Regions from separate parts of the Homo sapiens genome. Here region 2 is linked to region 1. Evidence: chromatin loops called from intact Hi-C (ENCODE). Cell type or tissue: upper lobe of right lung. All regions are shown on one strand. Each heading gives the region's core, and the rest is flanking DNA. Links, peaks and the distances in the headings are about the cores only. Region 1 has its middle 30 kb from the start of MIR4290HG. Region 2 has its middle 15 kb from the start of MIR4290.

The links. Peaks named below come from ENCODE experiments on the same cell type or tissue, not always from the same donor. Only the 100,000 strongest peaks of a DNase experiment are listed, where the experiment ranks them.
Region 2: a loop joins it to region 1, with 3 times the contacts of the local background. A loop is called at or near these places in 5 of 110 quality-filtered maps.

What each region holds. Positions count from the first base shown.
Region 1 is chr9:90,067,438-90,075,777 of GRCh38, reverse strand. No RefSeq gene overlaps it. Among named protein-coding and RNA genes, the nearest start is that of MIR4290HG, 30 kb to the right of the region's middle. In upper lobe of right lung, for the core only: no CTCF peak of the experiment used is centred there; a DNase peak (open chromatin) is centred at 4,357.
Region 2 is chr9:90,004,595-90,012,934 of GRCh38, reverse strand. No RefSeq gene overlaps it. Among named protein-coding and RNA genes, the nearest start is that of MIR4290, 15 kb to the left of the region's middle. In upper lobe of right lung, for the core only: no CTCF peak of the experiment used is centred there; a DNase peak (open chromatin) is centred at 3,336.

The sequences.
Region 1 (8,340 bases), core at 151-8,150:
TGATTATTAGAAAGTGTATTGATAAAATCCACTATATTAAGCAATTAGAACATCTTAATAAATCTCCTGAAAAGAAAGCAATAGGTAAAATTTGACATCGATTCTCATTGTTATACAATCAAACAAGGAAATCCAGGATAAAATACAACCTCTGAACCCAATAAAATGTATATACCAAAATCTGCAGCAGACATCAAATTTAATAATTATTTAAAAAATATTCACCACAAGTGTTTAATCTAGAAATGGGATCATATCTGTAAATTAAGAAACAGCCATGTGTGTTGGAAAGAACAAGACTACGTATCCTGATTTGCAGCCAAGATTATACTTTAACAGTTCAAGAGAATCAATTGAATACATCTTAGAATAATTTACTAAGAATGTCCCATTCATGATAGCAAATAGCAAAAATCCTATCAAATACTTAGTAAGAACACAATAGCACATGTATGAGGACCTATTATGAGAAAAAATAGAACTTTTTTGACACAGCAGAGGGGAGAAAGTGTATCCTTTCGGTATATTTCGGTATAAAGCATATTTTGTTATAAAGCTTCCAGTTTAAAAAAAGAAATCTCCAGTAATGACTTCGTTTTCTGACAAAATGTCAGAGAAAAAAAAATCTCCCTTCTACTTCATTAGTTCACGCTTTCTCTCTCTCTAATGGCTGTTAAACTCACCCACTAATTTCTCTCAGTTTCAGCTGCTGTATTTTTTTATTTCCAGTATGTGTATTCTATTTTTTTATATGTTTGTCCTCTACTAAAGCATTCAATCCTGTCTTTTAATGCCTCCAACATATTAATTATATTTGTTTTAATGTCCCTGCTTGATAACTTCATCATCTGAATGTTCTGTGGATCTCTTTTCATTGTTTCTTTTCTTTTCTAGTCGGGTCAGGTTTTCTCTCCTTGAATGCCCAATTATTTTTGATTGAGTGAGAAACACGGTGATAGAAAATTGTAGTGCTCATTCTGGTCTCTAGAGGATAAAATCTTCCTGCAGGAAGATATTGCTTCTGTCAGGAAGCTAGGAAAAGAAGCATTAGCACTCCTGCATCACCTTCATCCAATTAGAGAACCAGGAATTCAGGAACCTGAACCTTTGGAGAGGGCTGTTTCCAGGGCATTCTCACTCCTAAGGTGGAGACTTCTGAGTTCCAACCAAAGCCTAGGGTGTTTACCAAGGCTCTTCCTGGTTGCAAGTTCCTGAAACCTGTGAGCATCTATAGAAGTTCAACTTGGTGCTACAACATCATGATGTCAGCGCAGGGAGTAGTTTAGAAATTACTGATGGATTTTTTTTTTTTTTTTTTTTGAGACGTTGTCTCACTCTGTCACCCAGGCTGGAGTGCAATGGTGCAATCTCGGCTCACTGCAACCTCAGCCTCCTGGGTTCAAGCGATTCTCCTGCCTCAGCCTCCTGAGTAGCTGGGATTACAGGCACCTGCCTCTATGCCCAGATATTTTTTGTATTTTTTTTTTTTAGTAGAGACAGGGTTTCGCCATGTTGGTCAGGCTGGTCTCAAACTCCTGACCTCATAATCCGCCTGCCTTGGCTTCCCAAAGTGCTGGGATTACAGGCATGAGCTACCACGTCCAACCTACTAACAGATATTTTAATCAGATAGGCTGAACTAATCCCCTGATCCTCAAGGTGGTTGGGTGATAAAATTTCCTGTTTAAATGGGACTCTGGCTGGATCTGATAAAGCAGTTGCCCACACAATACAAGTATAAACACACCACATAGGTAGTTTCAAATTTCCTAGTGGTCATATTTTAAAAATATAGACAGAAACTGGTGAAAGTAATCTTAATGCTATATTTTATTTAACCTAATATATGCAAAGTGTTATTATTTTAACACAAAACCAATCTAAAATGCATTGATGATATTTTTTACATTTTTATCTTACCAAATTATCACAATTGGTAGTTTCTAAATGACAGCACAGCTCAGTTAGGACTAACTGCATGTTAAGTTTTGAAAAGCCACATGTGGCTAGTGGTACCACAGTAGTCATCACAGTCTAGAACATTGAAATCAATGCCAAACACTAAAGCAAGGAGTTACATCAACTGTGGACAACCAGCTAAGGTTTGTGAATTTGAAACTAAGATAGTCAGGTTCGGCCAGTCACCCACTTGCAGGGTCTAAATGATGAAAAAGGCTGGCATAGTAAAGCATAATTCTTCAGAAGCTGTCACTGTGCCACTATGCACTCTCCATCAGGATGAGGAGGGCGCTTGCATTCACCCTTCCCATCAAGCAAGGGGGCTTCCAGACACCACTGAGAGACACTGGCTATCCCTCCTGGAACTTGAGAGCCATGAGACCTGGTTTCTGAGACTTGTCTGGAAAAAGCACAAAGGTCAGAGATTGTGGCTGATGATGCCCAGCTCACAAGGGTAAAGACAGCAACCTTTGGAGCAAACTGCTCCTTTTCTGATTTCGGGCCTCACTAGCCTGCAGGAGACAGTGCATTGAATAAAAGGACCCACCCACACCTGTCTCAATTCCCTTGCAACTTTCTAGTCCTGAAACAAGCCCAAGTTGGCAAAGAAAACATTTTTTTTTTTTGAGGTGGAGTCTCGCTCTGTTGCCCAGGCTGGAGTGCAGTGGCACGATTTCGGCTCACTGCAGCCTCCACCTCCCGGATTCAAGCAATTCTCCTGCCTCAGCCTCCTGAGTAGCTGGAACTACAGGCGTGCGCCACCACTCCCGGCTAATTTTTGTATTTTTAGTAGAGACAGGGTTTCGCCATGTTGGCCAGGATGGTCTTGATCTGCTGACCTCGTGATCCGCCCACCTCGGCCTCCCAAAGTGCTAGGATTACAGGCGTGAGCCACCCCATGCCCAGCCAGAAATCAATTTTAATGTGATAATAATGGAAGTTTGATCATTACATTGGACTGACCAACACAATTACTGAGATGAGACTGTTCCTATAACCAAAGGCACCAGAAAGCCACAATACCTATCCAAGATGTTAATTGAGAGGTAAGCAGAAAAGAAACAGGTTCACAGAGTGAATTTTGCATGCAGGGATTAGACACAATAAAGCTTCTCTGGTATTTTCCTGATCTGAGTCCTCTTCATTCAATAAACTGGTTACCTGAGGGGGTTTTTGTTTCACCTCTTGTGGCCGTAGGTAGGGGACCAGAAAGAGCTAAGAGAACCTGAGAATCAGGTGAGATTTGGGCTCATTCTGCACTGTGGAGGATGCTTCCCCAGAGTCATACGCTTCATCAGTGGGACCAGCACAGCACCCAGAGGGGCAGATGGTCTTATCGCACTTCAGTGGTCTGGTCCGTGTTGCCCAGGGACCAGACTATCAGCTCTATCAGGTCAGAGCCCTGGTGTCATCCAGAAGCTCCTATCATTCAGGGCTCACTTCCTGGGCTGTGGAATCTTCTCTTGCCACTTCGGAAGGTGGAAGGAGATGGGAAACTTGGAGAGAAGCAATCAATAGCTTTGACAAGCAAGTTAAAATTGTATTTTTCTATTTATTGGTGAGGGACTAGTTAAACTGGAAGAGATTCGAATTTTGGGTAAAAAACAAGTTTTTGTTTTTGCTATTAACCAAAAATAAAAAAATGCTCTTTCCTTTAACCCAAATGCCATCACCATGAGTCCAGAGAAAGATCATACCAGCTACCTAAAATAAAGGGTGCTGCACACATAGGCACAAGCTGTATTACATTTTATAAAGGAAATCAACAATTTCCTTGAGAGCGTGATATTTGAGTGGTATCAAAAGAAGCATAAAGGTTAATTTTTGTGGCAGGAGGATGAAGGAAGCAGATAATTATAGGGAAATATAGCATAAGCTATGGGAGAAGAAGTCAAGCTGTTGGAGTCAGGAAGCTATAATTTTGGAGACAGGAGGGCTCATGGTGATTGCCCAGGCACCTTTTATTTTGTAGATGAGAAAATTCTGTCAAATGATTGCAGAATGTCTCACAATTAGTAGTCAAGCTGGTGGAATCCAGTGAAACTTAATTCAGAGATTTTCTTCCCCCACCAAAGCATGCTCTAACTTTTCCCCAGGGAACTGTTCTTCATTGACTCCATTTTTCTTTTTGTAATTCAAAGGTAATTCAGCACTATATATTTGCTGTGGTTTGAACGTCTCCTCCAAAATTCATGTTGAAACTTTATCCCCAATATGGCAATACTGAGAGGTGGGACATTTAAGAGGTGATTGGGTCATGAGAGCTCTTCCCTCATGAAAGAATTATTCCACTCATGGGTTAATAGGTCAATGGGTTATGGTGGGAGGGGAACTGGCAGATTTATAAGAAGAGGAAGAGAGGCCTCAGCTGGCACACTCTGCCCCCTCACCATGTGATGCCCTGCACTGCCTCAGGATTCTGCAGAGAGACATCACCAGCAAGAAGTCTCTCACCAGATGCTCCCTGTTTATCTTGGACTTCCCAGCTTCCATAAGAAGCAAATTCCTTTTCTGTATAAACTACCAGTTTCAGGTATTCAGTTATAAGCAAGAGAAAATGGACTAATACATTATTCTATGAGATTTTGGCTTTAGGAAGCTGAGGTGGGTGGATCACGAGGTCAGGAGTTCAAGACTAGCCTGGCCAAGATGTTGAAATTCTGTCTCTACTAAAAATACAAAAAATTAGCCACGCGTTGTGGCGGGTGTCTGTAATCCCAACTACTCGGGAGGCTGAGGCACAGAATTGCTTGAACCCAGGAGGTGGAAGTTGCAGTGAGACAAGATCATGCCTGGGAGACAGAGCGAGACTCCATCTCAAAAAAAAAAAAGAAAAAGATTTTTTTCCTCTCCTTCTTCTTCTCCTTTTTACTTTTAATGTCACTGGCTTGGGAAGACTGTATTTATCAATGACAGACCCAACAATATCCTGTTATGATGGAACATTTGGGTCCTCTGAAATTAATATGCTGGAGCCCTAATTTCCAATGTGGTTTTATTTGGAGATGGGGCCTTAACTAATTAAGGCTAAATGAAGAAATGAGATCATAAAAATGGAGCCCTGATGTGATAGAATTGGTGTCCTTCTTATAAGAAGAGGAAAATCGCTCTCCTCCCTGCTGCCACCCCATGTAAGGATACAGTGGGAAGACAGCCACCTGCAAACCAACAAGAGAGCCCTTACTGGAAACCAAATTGGCCAGAACCTTGATCTTGGACCTCCAACCTCCAGAACTGTGAAAAATAAATTTCTGTTATTTAAGCTACCAACTCAACAGTTTTTGTTATGGCAGCCCAAGTAGTTTATACACATCCCATCCTCCATGCTCTTCTTCAATGTGGCCATCCTAGTCCCCACTAAAGCCACCCTGCTGAAGCTGGGCTGGCCTCAGGAACTTGGTCAGAAAGCATGGACCTCAGCCCGGTTCTCTTGGGACACTTGCTGTCTGGACGATCCCTTTTGAAACCCTCCTTTTCAGAGCTCAGCCTCCAGGCTGTGAGAAACTCAAGTCACATGGAGATGCCATGTGCAGGCACAGAGCCCCAGCTGATTCCAACCTTTGAATCATTGCATTCTGGGCACCAGACATGCGAGTGAGAAAGCTTCCAGATGGTTCCAGCCTCTAGCTGGCCAAGCAAACCACAAAGTTCCAGGTTGTCCCAGCTGAAGCCCTAGACATCGTGGAACAGAGATGAGCTATCTCTGCAGCACGTGTCTGAACTCCCAATCACAGAATCTGCAAGTATAGTCAAATGGTCATTTATGCCATCAAGTAGGGGCATTTTGTGTGTGCATCCATGGTAACTGAAACCTGACATTTCTTTCAGGGAAATTTCCTCAGTGGGTGTTGTCTGGCCAACTCTATCAATCCCACCCTGTCTGACTTGTGAGACGTAGGGAGAGCAGAGATAAACATGGGAGAGAAAACCTCCTGGGGGTGAGCTAATGACAGCTTGTAGAATAGAGTTCACAGTGTTTCTTATTTATGTTCTTTCTCCCCATTTTATTATTTTTATTATGAGATGGGGACTTGCTCTGTCACCGGGGCTGGAGTGTAGCAGTGCAATCGTAGCTCACTGCAGCCTCGAATTCCCGGGCTGAAGTGATCCTTCTGCCCCACCCTTCCAAGTAGCTGGGACTACAGGTGTAAGCCACCATACCTGGCTAATTTTTAAAAATTCTTTTCAAAATTTATTTATTTATCTCTCTATTTGTTTGCTTACAAGTTCTCACTAAGTTGCCCAGGCTTGTATTGAACTCCTGGCCTCAAGTTAATTCTCCTACCTGGACCTCCCAAGTAGCTGTTTACAAGCACGAAATACTATGACCAGCCCTCCAACTTTATTCTTGATGGTAAGTTTCCAAATTGCTTACTTTAACTACAAGTGCCTCTGAGCTTCTAACTTGGGTTATACTCAAGACTATGTTTACTCATCACAACATTGAAAGTTGAATCCGTCAAAATGTTCAAAGCACTCCATGCTGGTCCTTTTGTTCAAGTTAGACCAGCCCAAGTCACTACTCTTACCAGACAGAAACCAGAGTATCTACAAGGGAGTAAAAGCATCAAGTGGAAAGACAGGAAAAGCAAGAGTCAGCGTGGTCTCTCCTTGGAAAAAGGCAACCAGGACTCAAGAACAGGCTTCAACTAGCTACTTGCCTGGTAGTAGGTTGATTATAGTACAGTTTATTGTCCAAACAGGAAAGGGATGCTCTTCATAATTACACTGGAACAACAAGCATGCATCTGGTGTAATTCCATTTATGTAAAATTCTAGGAAATGTAAACTAATGTATAGTGACAGAAAGTATCTTAGTGTCTGCCTGGGGTGGGGAGGAGGGTTGGGCCGGAGGGAGTAAGAGTAAGCATAAGGAGACTTTAGGGAAGATTGGCATGTTCTTCACTTGGATTGTGGTGATGGTTTCACAGGTGTACACAAATGTCAGAACTTTTTGAGGTATACACTTTAAATACATGCAGGTTATTGTTTGCCAATTATATCTCCACAAAGCTATTAAACAGTCTATACCACAGCCAAGATTATGTTGCTGGACGTTCTGATAGTATCTTTTTGTAAAAGAAATGAAAATATTGCAAAAACATCTTTTCTAACCTCCTAACCTTCCCTTATTCTCTCACCTCCTACGCCATTTCCCCAAAGTAACACCTATCAAGATGGTAGCGTACTTTCCAGGCACAATTTTATACATATTCTGTGTGTACATATCCATTAAGTTTATTTGTTTTCTTTTGTGGGCGCAGAATCTTTGCATAAGTATTATCATATTGAGGAAATTATCTAATTTGTGACCACCGGGAGAAAAAAAAATTCTCCTTTTGCTGTCTTCTCTCCAGATCTGAGTGCCAGCTAGCCTCCTGGGGTTGCTTTTCAGGAGCCCTTAGGTTATGACCCCTGTTTATTAGAGGCGTTGTATTCTCCTTGGTTGCACTCCTTTTGTTTGTTTTTGCAACAGTGTATTTTCAAGAGATCTTAGAAAATATTTTTCTGCACCTTCAGAAAAGTACATAGATGAAAAGTAAACTTTCTAATCCTTCCCCGAATGTCTAAAAGTGTATTTTAAAATTTTTTTCAATTACATTTGATCTATAGTTTGACTGGGAATAAATTTTAAGTTCCAAATCATTTTCCTAAGAACATTCAAGCACTGTTCCATCATCTTTTAAAAACTAGTGTTACTGATGGAAACTTTTCTACTAGTCTTTTTCTTCTTCCATTGCAGGTAACATGCATGTTGCTTTTAGAATGTTTTAGTGTCTTTGTTTTATTCTTAGTTTTCTGAAATTGCCTTAGGATGTGCCTAAATGAAGATCTAGTTGAATATGTATATATTCCTTTTTTCTATCATTGTTTAAAACATATAATAAACTCCCCCTTTTTTCTCTCTCTTTTACTTTTGTAGACTCCTAATAGAAGATAGCATTTCTGAATGAGCAATCTCTGTTCTCTGTCTCTAGTTTTCTCTGTCTCTAGTTTTCTCTGTCATGTTTCTCATCTCTTTGTACTGAGACATTTCTTACTTTATAAATTAGTTCTATTGAACTGTTTTCTTTAGGTACAATATTTTTAATCCCATGAACTGATTCTATGTTCTGATTTTATACCTTCCGAACAATAGTCTGTTCTTAAATTGCGAATGTAATTTCTTCTCTTCTAACTCTGAATAGAGGTTTGAAAGTACCTCTTAGTTCTCTGGATTGTCTTTGTTTCTTTTCTTTTCTTTTTTTTCTTTTCTTTTCTTTTTTTTTTTTTTTTTCTTGAGACAAAGTTTCACTCTTGTTGCCCAGTCTGGAGTACAATAGCACAATTTTGGCTCATTGCCACTTCCGCCTCCCAGGTTCAAGTGATTCTCCTGTCTCA
Region 2 (8,340 bases), core at 131-8,130, 63 kb after region 1:
GCCTCTTTTTTTTTTTTTTTTTTTTTTTTTTCAGAAACAGGGTTTCACTATGTCGCCAAAGGCTAAAGTGCAGTGGTGTGATCATAGCTCACTATAGCCTTGACCTCCTGGGTTCAAGCAATCCTCCTGCCTCAGCTTCTCGAGTAGCTGGGACTACGGGAACATGCCACCATGCCTATCAAATATTTTTAAAACTTTTGTAGAGATGAGGGTCTCACTGATTGCCCAGGCTGATCTCAAATTCCTGAGCTCAAGCGATCCTCATGCCTTGGCCTCCCAAAGTGTTGGGATTGCAGGCTTAAGCCACCAAACCTCTTTTATAAGGGCACTAATCCCATTCATGGGGGCTCCACCCTCATGACTTTGTCACCTCTGAAAGGCCCCATCTCCTAACATCATCACCTGAAGTGTTAGGATTTCAACATATAAATTTTGGAGGACACAAACAGACCATAGCATTTTCTGTTCTGATCCTAAAGTATTTTTCTCAAATCATATGACTTTAATCAACACATAATATAATCAATTCTTTAAAAATTTTTCTAATGTAATACTTTTTTCTTTTTTTCTAGCTCAAGTCACTGGATATTTTTTGAGTATTCATTATGAAATTTGAAATAAATCTTAACAGAGATAATGATACCAATTATGATTCTTGTATTACCACATCAGTACATTAACTGAACACTTAACTATATGCAAGACATTTCAGGGAGGGCTCAGCATCTATATTAACTCTCGTTCTCATAAAACTCTTGCTAATTACTTATCATTAATCCTAGTGTATAAAACAAAATGAGAGCTTATGACAAGTATTCATGATCATAGAGCAGGGAAACTTGAAAAAGCTATTTTGGGCCAAGCGCGGTGGCTCAAGCCTGTAATCCCAGCACTTTGGAAGGCCGAGGTGGGCAGATCACGAGGTCAGGAGATCGAGACCATCCTGGCTAACACAGTGAAACCCCGTCTCTACTAAAAAATACAAAAAACTAGCCGGGCGTGGTGGCGGGCACCTGTAGTCCCAGCTACTAGGGGGGCTGAGGCAGGAGAATGGCGTGAACCCGGGAGGCGGAGCTTGCAGTGAGCCGAGATCGTGCCACTGCACTCCAGCCTGGGTGACAGAGCGAGACTCCGTCTCAAAAAAAAAAAAAAAAAATAAGAAAAAGTTATGTTGATTCCAAAGCCTAGACCTTCTCTTGACACTCAGAAAACCAAGCCATATAAAACAGCGTAGATGCAGGGCTGAAATGTGCAGAGGGTTCAGTCCACAACCACGCAGAAGAAAACAGCTGGCCAGAGGCAATAGGAAAGTCTTCGCGCAGCAGCCTAGACTGATCCGAGGTAGTCAGTGCTTTTTAGGGGCAGAAACGTCTATGTCTTTCCCCCCAGAATGGCTCTGATGAAGAAGCAGGTGAGAAAAAGTGTGATTGCCCCACGCCTTGTTGTCTGTCTGAAGCACTGTTTGCTTTCTCTTTTTCTGCCCTGAATATAGCTTTAATTTAACTCAATGGAGTCCTGTGAGCTGCATTAACAAATGATACCCCAGATAGCTTAGGGCCGTGTGCTAAAAATGAGTTCCCAAAGAGGCTACAAACCATGGAGGGTGGAAATATTGGGAAACTCCTCATAATACATTACTTTCTTAGATATTCATATTCCACATCGTGCACTAAACATCTAAGAAGTCCTATAGTCAAGAAACTTGTTAGATTTAACTGGAATTTCCCAAACTTTCATCATGGCTGAACCATCTTTCATACAATGCCCATTCCCTGTTAATGGAATGAACACAGAATCCTTGTAGACTAGAGAAGCAAACACGCAGTGTTCTGGTGTGCCCCTAGAGGATGTAACCACCCCAAATCAAGGGCCATCATTACAAGACGAAGGGTCCATGCAGCCACACTCTGCACCCTGATGTCTGGTCGGACGCTGGCCCGTGAGTGCCCCGGGAGCCCGGGTATACCGGATGAGGTGGCTACCGCAGAGGTTCTGGATCTTCCCCCGGTCCCTCTGATGCTGGGCCCTCCTGCTGTGGTGCCGGGCTCTCTCTTCCTTGTGCTTGTCACACCTGGCCTGCATTCTCTGTGTGCTTCAGAGCAAGACTTCAGTGAGGCCACCAGACTGGTTTTCAGGTTGCATTTCTGTCCTTGGTGCCATCTACTGGGTTGTCCCTCAGCCCTGTGCCTTTAATCTCACAAATCCACCCTGCCTAACCCACCCCCAGATTCCTGATGCGCGCCGCAGACTCTACCTGCTGGAGTCTTCCGACCTTGATGGACTAACCATGGCCACCAAATATGTTTCTATAACTATCCTGTCTTCCTTAAGGGCCAGACAGCTCAGCCTTCACAGTGGAAAACATGTTTTCTAGCTGCTATTCTTCAGCTTGTTTTAACCCATGGCCCCTTTGGTAATTACAAAATATCATGCCTTTCATTAACTTCCTTTGAAACTTTAAAATTAATTAAATACAGGTTGCGATGAGCCAAGATCGCGCCATTGCACTCCAGCCTGGTGACAGAGCAAGTCTCGGTCTCAAAAAAAAAAAAAAAAAAAGCCAGTGGCGGTGGCTCATGCCTGTAATCCCAGCACTTTGGGAGGCTGAGGTGGGCAGATCACGAGGTCAGGAGTTCAAGACTAACCTGGCCAACGTGGTGAAACCCCGTCTCTACTAAAAATATAAAAATTAGCTGGGTGCGGTGGCACGTGTCTGTAATCCCAGCTACTCAGGTGGCTGAGGCAGGAGAATGGCTTCAACCCGGGAGTTGGAGGTTGCAGTGAGTGGAGATCACACCACTGCACTCCAGCCTAGTGGACAGAGTGAGGCTCCATCAAAAAAAAATAAATTAAATTAAATTAATTAAATATTACAATGAAAAACAAATGTAACTGACGTCTGCAACTTACTCCAAAATACAATGCATAAGAGGAATTCATGGGTGGATACAGGCATGGCTAGCAGCACGCACGTGTGATAAAGCAACTACTATGTAGCAAAGGAGCGATTTAGGGTGTGGGTAAATGGTGTTCACTGTAAAATGATTTCAATTTTTTGATACATATCAAATTTTTCACAATAAAAGGTTAGGCAAAAGTTCAAGTAATGATAATTCTACACTATTTTTTATCAACTGGCACAGAGCACCCACTATGCTCACAGACAGATGTGGGTTCCAGGGAGGTGGGACTGTGGGTGTCTGTCCAGCCAGGAGGAACTGCTTCTGCTGTTTAAGTCTCTGTGGGAACTATGGGACTTCCTGCAAACTGCTGTTTGGGGAAGTGTTGCACCTGCCCCAGCTGAAGCCCTGCGAGCCGTTCCAGCTCATCTGTGGGGTAGGAGGCCGACACATATGTTCTGCCAGGGCTGACCTCTGCAGACTGAGATCTGAGCTATGCTCAGCTAGCCCAGCTTGCCTGGCTGCCATTCATGCCCCCACATCTCGTTGTCCCTGAGCCTATCCTTCCAGACCCCACCTGGATCATGCACTAGGTCCCACAGGAAGAAAAGATTGTTGTTCCATGGGATGCTTTCCCAATCCAGTTTCCATCTGTTTGCCACTGGAAGGGAGAGCAGAGTCAACATCACATCAAGAGGAAAGATGGGCTCCTGCATGATGAATTTGCTTAGGAAGCAAATTGTGCCCAATCTACACCTTGGTTAATATTGGTGTGCTACAAAAATGTGCATATGGAAGGGCTACGAGAGCTGCTTAAACAATTCCTGCTGTTACTCCCTTCTGCACAAAGAGATAGAAGACTTACAGTGCAATGCATGGGGAGGGGAAGGCCCAGGAGAGGAGAATGCAGGGAACCTGCCCTTCAACGGAAGCATCAGTGATCCTTAAAATCACAGGTTCGGTGTTGTAGGGGCTCTTCTGAATTCAAGAGAACTCCTAGAACTGCAAGAGGTCACTGTATTCTCAAAAGTAACAAATGCATTTCCACAAAAAACAGCTATACGCAGCAACTGCCTAAGTCTATTTTAAGGGAAACAAAAGGTCTTAAAGGCCCACCCCCACACCCCCAGATTAAAAGCAGCTAGGTGTGGAGTGACAAATAGCCAAGAAAGCTGAGGGGACATCAGGCTCGCCAGGAATGTGTACAGAATAATGGCTATAAGGCTGGTTCCTCATATCGCTTTGAATATCTAACCAGCTTTGTATTCAATTAATACTTAATATATGGCCAAAAAAAGTCACTAAATAATTTTGAACCATAGAGTATCAAAGTGATGCTCTAGAATCTAGAGGGAAAGAGTTTGTAAGTGAGATATGGTGGTTCATTTTATTTACCAACTTGACTGGATCATGGGTCAAGCCCAGATATTTGCTTAAACATTATTTCTGGGTGTATCTGTGAAGGTGTTTCTGGAAGAGATTAACATTTGAATTGGCAGAATGACTTAAGAACATGGCCCTTCCCAAGGTGGAGGGGCCTCAGCAAATCAATTGAGGGGCTGAGTAGAGCAAAAAAGCAGAGAAAGGAGGAATTTACCCTGTGTGCTTCCTGTCTGCCTGCTTGAACTGGGACATCTCATCTCACCTTCTCTGACCCTCAGACAAGGATTCGTATCATCGGCTCCCCTGGTTCTCAGGCCTTTAGAAACAGATTGAATCACACCATGGGCTTTCCTGGCTCTCCAGCTTGCAGACCCAGGGACTTCTCAGAATCCATGATTTGTGTAAGCCAATTCCTCAACATAAATCGCTCTCTCTCTTTACACACATACACACACACACACACACACACACATACTCTCTCTCCTCTCTCTCTCTCTCTCTCTCTCATCCTCATGAAACCTTTGCTGGTTACTTATCATTAACCCTAGTTTACAAAACAAAATGAGTTACAAAACAAAAATATGTATGGTGTGTGTGTGAGAGAGAGACAGAGAGCGAGAGAGAGAGAGAGAGATCCGGTTGCTTCTGTTTCTGTTTCTGTGGAGAACCCTGACTAATACATGAGGAATTATTGGCTTCTAGGGCTTCTCTATGACCAGAAAACGCCATAGCCTGTGTGGATCCCCAGCCCAGCTTGACTGGTAAATGCTGACCACAAGTAACACTTCATCTGACAAATGGTGGGACCAGAAACCCAGAAACCAGTGTGGGGACACAGCCAGCAGGCCATGGTCTCTGGAGGGATCATAGTAGAAATCCTCTATCAAACATGAGAGGAAAACAGGCAGCAGCAAGACTCCACAGCGGCTGCTCTCTGGTTAGCTCCAGTGAAGTCATTAGCACCAGGAAAGCAGGGGAACTAGCTTAGGAATTCACCGAAACCCACCTCCAGGCCTTGCAGCCTCACAGTAGAGAGAACAACTGTGGCTCCACCTGGCCCTGCCCGCAGAGGCAGTGGAATGTGTGAGTATTTTGTTTAATACTCCACGTCGTTGCTCTCTGCCTCCCACAAGGGATTTAAGATGGCTTACAAACATGGCCACAACATTGGCAATGAGAATAAAATAAAAATAGACGATATAAGTAAAGCAGAAGGAAAATCAGGCAGGGGTGTAAGATGAAGTGAGGAATGAAGTCAGCATCTGAAGCAGCCAGATTTAACTATATGGAAGCACATGAGATATTTGTTACAAATTCAATGTCCTGGGGAAGTGGAACCCCAGTGTCCCAGTCATCCTAACATCTGAGAATTATTTAACCAGACACGTGAAAGAAGGAACCATGAACTTACTTAGTTGTGGGTTCTTAATGCAGAATTTGAATCTTCTGAAAAGAAATGAGATGCCTGTGTTCACATGCACTTTTCTTTTCTACTCAGATCATGTAAATGCTCATCAAATTATCAGAGGACTCCAGGACCCAAAACCCATTCACCATTAGTACCACTGCTAACCTTTCCAGAAAGCCATGGAAGGATGGAACCATGATCGGGGATACTAGATGTGATATTGTTAACCGCACTGGATACTTACTAACGATCAGCATCTGGGCTAAGCGTGTCCCATGCACTATCTCACTTTAGTCCTGGAAGCAAGCACTATAATCACTGCCATTTTATAGATAAGGAAGCAAAATCTTGGAGGTTAATTTCCCCCACAGTTATGCAGTTGGTCAATGTCAAGATTAATTTCCAGGCAGTCTGGCTTCCAAGCAGCAGGTACAACTGCCATAAATCCAACTCACCACATTGCAGGAGAGAAGGTTTCCTGATGCAGAAACACACCAGGGTCTTAGGGGGAAGCTCCGCTGTTCCTTATTCTGAAACCAAAAAAAGACACTGTGAACCATTGTCAAGTAAACTATTACTCTTAACTTCTGATTTGTGTTGTATCTGCACAATTCTTTGAATGAAATGGACTCTATTCTGTAATTTTCTGGCAGCTGGCATATTTTTGTCTTTTCTTAAAAATCATCTTCAAGGTAGAGCTCATTCTCAGAAGAGCTCATTCAAGGAAATATCTAAATCCCATTTCTGCCACTTATTGACAGTCTGACTTTGGGCAAGTTATTTAGTTAGCTTTGTTATTCTTTTTCTTATTCTTTGTATTATTATTATCATTCCAGTGCTCTGTGTATGTATTTTTCCACAATATAAAATAAATAAAATCAACTAACTTTATTTTGTGAAGCATGTAATACTCAGAAACTAAAATAATTTTTTAACAGGAAGAGAAATATAAACCCTTTTTAATAAAGAACATAAAGGTAAAAATTTTCCCCAAAAAGGATAGTGGTGGGAGATCGAATTGTGTAGCTCATTATCAAAGTAACTCCTGAGCTAGAGTAGAGAAGAGGCCCATGGACAGAACATATTTGTATTCCAAATAATAGCTGGGGACAAAATAATGATCCTCTGCATGACATTACTGTTTAGTATGACTGCAAATGCCCTGGGCAACACCGTGGCAGGTAAAGCTAAGTGGTGATTCTAACTGTTACACAGGAGGATAGAATGCCATCTTGTTTTCAGTCAATGTGTCCACTTAGAAAACCCAAGAGAGGTAAATAAAAATCTATTGGAATGAATAGAACAAAGAGAATTCTATACAATAGACAAATTTAAGGAAAGTATACTAAACATAGGTTTAAGGTATAACTAATCAAGATATCTATTGAGAGAAAAAAAATTCTATTAAATATAGCATCAAAATATAAACTATTCCAGAATTACTCTTAACACAAAAGTGATAATACATAAAGAAAAGTACAAAATAACTGAATGCCTACTAGAGTCCTATGAGTGTGCAGCCCCTTCCCCTGTCTTAGTTTTCTTCAGAGAATGGAGCCCCCGAGGTGTCCTGGGCTTGCATGAGGGTCTCCATTGCCTGTCTCAGCTCTGTGGGTGGGTGCTCCACTAGCCCAGGCTCCTCTGTGGGTTGCTCAATGGTGTAAGTCTGGGCCAGAGCAGACCTGACCCACAGAGAAGCATCACTACAGTGCCTACAGCCCCACTCGTTCCAGGCACTGCTCTGTCCTAATCCACTCAGTCCAGGAGAAGGAGAGGTCAAGGTTTCCCTTTTGCAGAAGAGGAGATAGAGGCACCGCCTAAGGGCTCACAGATGGTGACCATGGAGGTGTGACCTGAACCAGGCAGTCTAGTCTCAGATTTCATGGCCACCATCATACTCCATAGCTTCCTTTTTATCGGGGGAATGAAAAATGATGACAATTACGTTAAAACTGTATGTACATATAAAAGTACATAAACATCAGGATAATTTATTGGGTTATTAATCTGTAGTGTTTTTTGACTATTCCTCATTGCATATTTTCCTCCCTGGCATCAGGTTTGTGAATGTATGAGCTGTGCTGTCATATGATGTCTCTCACCTGGTTTAATACATTCCTAATGCTGTCCTGGAATTCTTAATACCTTTTCTTTTTCAAAAAAGATCTTGCAAATTATGTGGCAGTTCTTTCTCTCTCCCATTTCAAGCCAGCATTCTGGACTCCCTCACCTAAGGGGTAGTCAGGTTGCAGGAAAATAGTAGAAGTTTCCAGAAGGTTATAGCACATTCTGTCTCTGGAGGGAGACAAAAATGGGAAGGAGGGAGAAAAGAAAAATGAGGTGAGAAGCTGGGACTTAGGAGAGACTCCTTCCAGCTGGGGAAGGCAGGGAGGTTAGGGGTTCTGCCAAAGCACCACCTCCTCCACCACCACAGTATCTCACAGAAGCTTCTGGTCCCTAGTGGACAATGGCTTAGTGTCTGCAGTTTGTGTGTGTGCTTAGCCTGTCTCCTCGACACCGAAAATCTTCCAGGGGCATAGGCTCGTTCTACATTTTGTTCAACACTGCATCTCTAATATCTAGGGAAGGGTAGCCCCTGGGCCCAGAAATCTCACCAGAAAAATCTTTCCTGTAACTAAAAAGCAGCAT